2 separate regions of the Homo sapiens genome follow, and region 2 is linked to region 1. The links are chromatin contacts, found by Hi-C or POLR2A ChIA-PET in ENCODE. All regions are on one chromosome and are shown on one strand. Each heading gives the region's core, a stretch centred on a gene start or an enhancer-like site at or near the end of the contact. The rest is flanking DNA. Distances are from core to core; before and after follow the strand shown.

Region 1 (3,495 bases), core at 789-3,288:
CCAGGCTCATGGTGGTCCAGTGGCCCCCTGCAGTTGTGGCTGGGACACTCTGCTGCGTGATGCAGCTGGCGTTCGGTGTTTGTAGCAATGGGGTCAGCCTTGCATGGTCCCTAACCTCCCCTGGGGACTTACAAAGTCTCTGGTCCCACATGGCATCTGAGATCTGCTTCCTAACTGAGGCAGCTTCAATTTAGCTTCCAGGTTCAGTGGCCCTGCCGTGGGACAGGGGCTCACCTACAACAGTGGGTGGAGCAATCTGCAGCAGGATAGAAGGAGGAGAAAAAACTAGAAGCTGAGAATGAATGGACCCCAATGCAGCAAAATGCTACTGGTAATTGCATTAACATAGATAATAGCCTGTAGTCATTCATTCACTCCTTTTTTCTTTCTCTCATTCCACAAATATTTATGGGGCTCCTCCCTATGCACAGCACTGTGTTATGCACTGCAGACTTGAAGGTCCATGCATCTGTGATGTCTACTTCCCTGAAGCTGGCATCCTCCAGGTGGAGACGGACAACACACCAGTACCCAAAATGATGGCAGGTTCTGTGCCGTCAAGAGAGTCAACATGGTGAGGACGTCGGGTGCAGCTGCTGGGGACGGGGCATGGCAGCCCATCTTTGGGTCCGGTAGTCAGGAAGGCCTCTCGGAAGAGGTGATATTGGATCTGAGATCCGGAGGGTGAGAGTGATCTTTGGAGGGGCCGCCCATGCTCAGGAAAGAGCAGAGACAATGATCATGTCATCTAGTATTTCAGCCCCTGTTCATCTAGCTTGGCTAACAAATCACCTTGTGATATATGGTTTGGCTGTGGCCCCACCCAAATCTCATCTTCACTTGTAGCTCCCATAATTCCCACATGTTGTGGGAGGGACCTGGTGGGAGATAATTGAGTCATGGGGTTTTCCCCCACACGGTTCTTATGGTAGGGTCTCATGAGATATGATAGTTTTATAAGAGGAAGCCCCTTTCACTTGGCTCTCTTTCTCTCTCTTCGCTGTCACCATGTAAGACCTGCCTTCACCTTCTGCCAAGACTGTGAGGCCTCCCCAGCCACATGGAACTGTGAGTCCATTAAGCCTCTTTTTCTCTATAAATTACCCAGTCTCAGGTGTGTCTTTATCAGCAGCATGAGAACAGACTAACACACCTTGCCAGTGTTTATCCTTAGAGGTGCATTCCTTTGCACCAGTAACGGAACCATTGATATTTAGAGGATCAAAGATGCAACCAGGAGTGGTGGCTCACGTCTGTAATCCCAGCACTTTGGGAGGCCAAAATGGGAGGATCACTTGAGGTCAGGAGTTCGAGACCAGCCTGGCCAACATGGTGAAACCCTGTCTCTACTAAAAATACAAAAATCAGCCCGGGGTGGTGATAGGCACCTGTAATCCCAGGTACTCAGAAGGATGAGGCAAGAGAATCGCTTGAACCTGGGAGGCAGAGGTTGCAGTGAGCCGAGATCGCACCACTACACTCCAGCCTAGGTGACAGGGTGAGACTCTGTCTCAACAACAACAACAAAAAGATGCAATTGTAATGAGCTCTGTGTAGTCTATGAGCCCCCAAACACTCACGTTTGCCAGGTGTGTGTGTCACCACAAGATGGGGCACAGGGGCTGCCCTGGCAGGAGGGTCACTTGGAGAAGGAGTAAGCCCTGTGGAGGATCCAGTGTTCATCCACCCTGGGGCTAGGCATGAGAGGGTCCTCCAGGAGAGGCTGCACACAGAGGAGGAAAACCTGCAGGGCTGACTTGAAGCCGGGACACTTAAGGAGAAGCCCCAGTGTTCACACTGTAAAACCAGCCAGGACACTGGCAGGAACACTGTCTGGGTGTTCGGGAACTTCGCATTTCCAGCCAGCATGTGAAGGCGCGTTCTTCCACTTTAAGGTCCGCTGCAGAAGTGGCAAAGCCATGTGCCTTGAGCTCTGCTCACAGGAAAGAACACGACAAAGCTAAGGGGACTTCACAAGGGCTGTGTCAAAAGAGGTTCACTTCCCTTCTGTCAGACGCGGGGCAAAGGTCGGGAAAGTGTGCTGCTGTGACTCACTGCATGTCTGTAGCTGATGCCCAAGCCCTCTTGTTTGTTTCAATGTCTTCATGCAGAGATTGACTTTTTAAAATCAAAGGGACCAACATGTCTTCTCTGAAATCCGCAGGGCCAAGGTGGGTATAATTGCTTACGGGGGAACCTGACAGTGCCCCTCAGCAGTTCTGATTCTAAAAACTGTCACACGCTGGGGGTGTCACCCGCAGAGGGAGGGGGTTCTTGTTTATCCAGCAAGCGTGTGAGTACGGGCTTAAATCGTGACGACCACCTCTCCAGCAGCTTGACAGTCCCCCACTGGCAAACTCCTTGAATTTTCTGGAGGTCAGGTAAGTCTATAAAATATCACAGAAACAGCAGGTGCTAAATCAGAGGAGGTGACAAGAGGCCGGAAGGGTTTCTGGCTCTTTAACTCCCTTCCAGCAAAAGGGTCTTGCGATCCCTCCACCAACTTCAAGATATGAAGATAACTCCTCAGAAGGAAGCCCCTGGGTCCGGTCGTGGAGGCCCAGTGTGCTGAAGCTGTGTAGTAAGCCACTCAGACGGGAGATTTCCAACGCCAGGTTCAGCTGCGGCTCAGACGACCCATGTCTAACCCGACCGGGTGCTGTCAGCCCCTCCCAGCCCAATCTGCTCCTTCTCCTTCCTGGATCCACCCTGGAGCTCCGTTGTTTGATTGTTTTTGGCAGGGGACAGCCAAACAGCTCTGTGAATGAGGCATATCCTGAACATTTTCAGTTTTGTGGGCCATGCTGCGCTCTGTCACGCGCCTCTGCTGTTGTCGTGGGAAAGCAGTCCTCAACAATGTGTCAATGAACCGTGGGGCTGGCTTTCAACCCAATGCTATGTTCAGAAAGGGGCAGCGCCCGGACCCAGGCTTACAGGATTAAACTGACTCATCTGGGGCCGGCATGGAATGTGAGAGGGAACTTGCCTCACCCACGGGCCCCCATCTCCCCATGAGCAGACATGCTGGGACAGAGGGGGGGCTTCATGCTGTGGCTTCCAGGAGCCCCTGCAGGCTCAGACAGGGCTGGGGGAGCCCAGCGGATCATGTGGGGCCGCCTTCGGTCTATCAGCATCTTCGCAGCTTCCTCTAAAGAAGGCAGAGCTGTTCTGCTAAAGGCAGGCAAACAGTGCAAAAGCTGCCGGCCTCGATGCTCTTTCGGTCCGCAGATGGCTTCTGTGACTGCACCTAAGCAGTGGCTGCTTGGACAGGGTCCTCAGACAGCCTTTGTGATTTTGCACATAAGCAGCGGCTGCTTGGATGGAGCGCTGTCGCTGGGCTGACCGATGTCGCTGGCGGGAGCCCTTGCCCCAGGTTTTCCCTGTCTTCTGAGTGACAGCCCCCAGGGTCCTTGTCAGCCTTCTGGGGAGGCTCCCTCCCTGCTCTGCCTTAGTTCCGGAGCACAGGGAACCACCAGGTTGCATGGCCCCTTCCAG
Region 2 (3,346 bases), core at 417-2,916, 430 kb after region 1:
TTTCAAGAGTCTGGAACTGTAACCTTGTGACAGGGGTTACAGGGAATCTCTTTATATCCAATTTGAATTCGTTAATCATTTAATTTGCATGTTCTTTTTCCTTAAAAGGGACTCAACATTGAGGACCATCCCTTTGTTCACAATAACACCACAGCTGGCAGTTGCCCGCACTTCACGCGCTCTGGGCTCTGCTCTGAGCACTCTGTGGGTATTGCTTCGTTTAAATTCTTAGACTAACCCCAAGAGGCAACTACTCTCCTTAAGCTCATTTTTTTTTTCAGAAGAGGAAATTGAGGGGGACGAAGGTGATTTTCTTGCATAAGATCCCAAGGCTGGTCCTCTGAAGACGCACATGAACCAGCTGTGTCCCAAGGCTGTCTTCCCTAGGAGCCCTCTGGCGGGGACCTGCCTGAGAGTGTGATGGGCTCTCCCCCGCCCTCGGGGGCTGCCTTTTGTCCCAGTGCACTCAGGAAAACCGCCATGCCCTTTCCAACCTTCATGAGTGCTTAGGACCAAGAGTTGGGTAGAGCTCCAGAAGAGTTGAATTATTTTATTTGGCGTTCTAGAACCCAACTAGGAAAAGGAGTCTAAGGTTCTGGTTTATTTATTTATTTAATTAATTTTATTGTTTGTTTTTTATAGAGACAGGGTCTTACTCTGTCACCCAGGCTGGAGTGCAGTGGCGTGATCGCCGGTCACTGCAGCCTCCAGCTCCCAGGCTCCAATCTCAGCCTCTGGAGTAGCTGGGACCACAGGCATGCACCACCACAGCCATGCGCCACCACAGCTGGCTCATTTTTAAATTTTTTTGTAGAGACGAGGTCTCACTGAGTAGCCCAGGCTGTTCTCAAGCTCCCAGCCTCAAGAGATCCTTCCTCCTTGGCCTCACAAAGCGCTGGGATTGCAGGCAGGAGACCCCGTGTTCAGCCTAAGGTTCTGATTGGCTCTTCTCGTTGTCCTGTGGGCGAGGGGTTGGGGGAGTGGACCAGTTCCCAGAGCCAGCTGTGGATGTGGCGGGCTCCAGGGTCAGATCTTCCCCCCATCACCAGGAACGTTCCCCTCCTATCAGAATGAGGCTGTGTGGGGAGAGCGGACTTGCCCTCCACCCACTGGCAGATGAATCCCTGGTGCCCCGCAAAGAGCAGGCACTCCACAAACGTTTCCTGGATCAATCACGGAAAGAGAGGTTTTCACAGTGGTCATCCCCGGGGTCTCCAGGTATTAAAAATTTCCAGCCCAGCTCTGCCAGCAAAACACTGAGAACACTCCTGTACCCCGCAGCACGTGGCCTTGAGATCCACTTAGAACTTCGCGCCACGTCCACATCCCACGGCACCCCACTAAGCTCTGCAGAGAACTGTCTATAGATTCCTGCTCTGTGGCTTCCAGGGTGAGAATCCTGTCCCTTTCGTGAGCACAGAAGGTTGGAAAACAGGTATTTTCCAAATAGTTATTTTTACCCTGGTCAGTCATCCGGAAAAATATTAGATTCTATTTACGGTTAGGTTTGTTGGCAGTCACACTCTGCCGTGTTGCTTGGCACAGTGAACTGCCAGATTGCGTCAGGATACAGGGCCGCTCGAGCGACCGCCAAACACAAAGAGGGGAGGCTGCGCGGCCCCAGCTTCACTTCTAATAGGGCAGGACACACTAATCCAGTGTTTCCAGATCAGCAGTTTAGAGTGAATTCCAATTGCATATTGCTAAGGGAAACAGCATCCCCGGCACCTTCCCTGCTGAACCAGAGATGAGTCACGGCTGCCCGGGAAGAAACAAGGGCCAGACTGTCAGACGTGGAGAACCCAGGGTGCTTTACCCAGATAGAGGCAAAGTTCTGAACTTGTGTTCCTAGCTGTGGTTGGGGAGGGCTGTGGAGCAAGGGCTCTGGGGCCTGAAGTTTAGATTATCCGCATTGCCGTGGCCTTGGGTCATACAAACCCAGAGTCAAGAGCATCATTTTCTAGGGCCACATTTAAGGGGGACACTGAAAAGGGTCCCCATTTAAGGGTAACCAAAGGAGGGTGTCCTGGCTAATGAAAAACCAAAAACCAAGTTATAGGGGCCTACCCTGGAAGAGAGGAGTCGGGGGTAGAAGGAAGATTTCCAGTTTTAAAATACCCCAAGGTCTGTCCAACAAAAGAGAGATTGGCCTTAGCACGTTAGAAGTTGGTTGGTTGGTTTTACAACACAAAGAAAACTCTCCAAGCTGTGCTGTCCAGCCACGGGAACAGCTGCCGTGAAATTTCGTAGATATGTAAGTTTCCCGGGTTTCCCTAACAAAGGCCCATGAACTGGGTGGCTTCAAACAAGAGAAATGTATCCTCTCACAGTTCTGAGGACCAGAAATTTGAAATAGTTACCACTGGGCCTAAATCAGGTTGCCAGCAGGGCTGTGCTCCCAGGAGGCTCTGGGAGAATCCATTCCTTGCCTCTCTGCCCTCTGGTGGCTGCCGGCATTCCTTGGCTTGTGGCTGCATCACTCCTTTGTTTTCTTCTGCTGTTTTTTTTTTTTTTTTTTTTTTTGAGACAGGGTCTTGCTCTGTCACTCAGGCTGAAGTACAGTGGCACAGTCTCGGCTCACTGCAGCCTCCACCTCCTGGGTTCAATTAATCCTCCTAGCTCAGCCCCCCAAGTAGCTGGGACTATAGGCACACATCACTACGTCTGGCTAATGTTTGTGTTTTTTGTAAAGATAGGGTCTTGCTATATTGCCCAGGCTGGTTTCAAACTCCTGGGCTCAAGCCATCCGCCCACTTTGGCCTCCCAAAGTTCTGGGATTACAGATGTGAGCCACCACGCCCAGCCCTACTCCATCTTCAAGGTCAACATCTTTGTTTTTTCTCTATTCCAGCTTCATACCGCCTTCTCCTTTGTGTGTGTGTGTGTGTCTGTGTATAAATCCCCCCGATTCTCTTTTATAAGGACACTTGTGATTGCATTTAGGGTGTACCTGGGAAATCCAGGATTATCTTTCCATCTGAAGATACTTCACTGAATCACATCTGCAAAGATTCCTTTTCCAAATAAGGTCACAGTCGTAGGTTGCAGGGATTAGGACTTGATATCTTTGAAGCTCATTATTCAGCCTGCTACTGGTGATAGGAAAGCTTAGTAGTAAGGCAAGTGAACTTTGCTATTTCCTATTGTTCAGCTTTGCCATTTACTACCTACTTGACCTTTCTAGGCCTCAGTTTTGTCCTCTGTAAAATGGGGATCCTAGAAGAACTTATTACCTGGGATTGCTGTAAGGACTAAATAGGATAACATGGCTGGTGCACACAGTACCCAGGAAACATTACCTGTAACCATGTCGCTGATAGCTTGGCTGGTTTGTGACATGGATGTC

The links. A loop is a pair of places that touch in the nucleus more often than their neighbours do. ChIA-PET counts read pairs that join two places held with the same protein, here RNA polymerase II (POLR2A). Pooled maps may share reads with other maps.
Region 2: a pooled map shows a loop between it and region 1 (2.2-fold over the local background). The contact joins two enhancer-like sites. A Hi-C loop is called at or near these places in 1 of 168 maps with a recorded cell type or tissue (ascending aorta) and 2 of 50 pooled maps. POLR2A ChIA-PET finds 5 or more read pairs at or near these places in 2 of 52 experiments (PC-9 and activated T-cell).

Annotation. Positions count from the first base shown.
Region 1 is chr21:41,662,352-41,665,846 of GRCh38, forward strand. LOC107985478 (a long non-coding RNA gene) reads right to left here. Exons shown (of 3, transcript XR_001755103.2): 3 at 3,313-3,495. Among named protein-coding and RNA genes, the nearest start is that of LINC00111, 15 kb to the right of the region's middle. Within about 2 kb of position 2,039, at least 6 of the 41 ENCODE cell types and tissues checked have a DNase peak (open chromatin) inside an H3K27ac peak, as active enhancers do; they include PC-9 and ascending aorta, where a contact is called at or near this core.
Region 2 is chr21:42,092,590-42,095,935 of GRCh38, forward strand. The region is part of intron 6 of UMODL1 (uromodulin like 1); the gene reads left to right. Among named protein-coding and RNA genes, the nearest start is that of UMODL1-AS1, 14 kb to the right of the region's middle. RefSeq lists an enhancer at 788-1,293. Within about 2 kb of position 1,667, at least 9 of the 41 ENCODE cell types and tissues checked have a DNase peak (open chromatin) inside an H3K27ac peak, as active enhancers do; they include PC-9 and ascending aorta, where a contact is called at or near this core.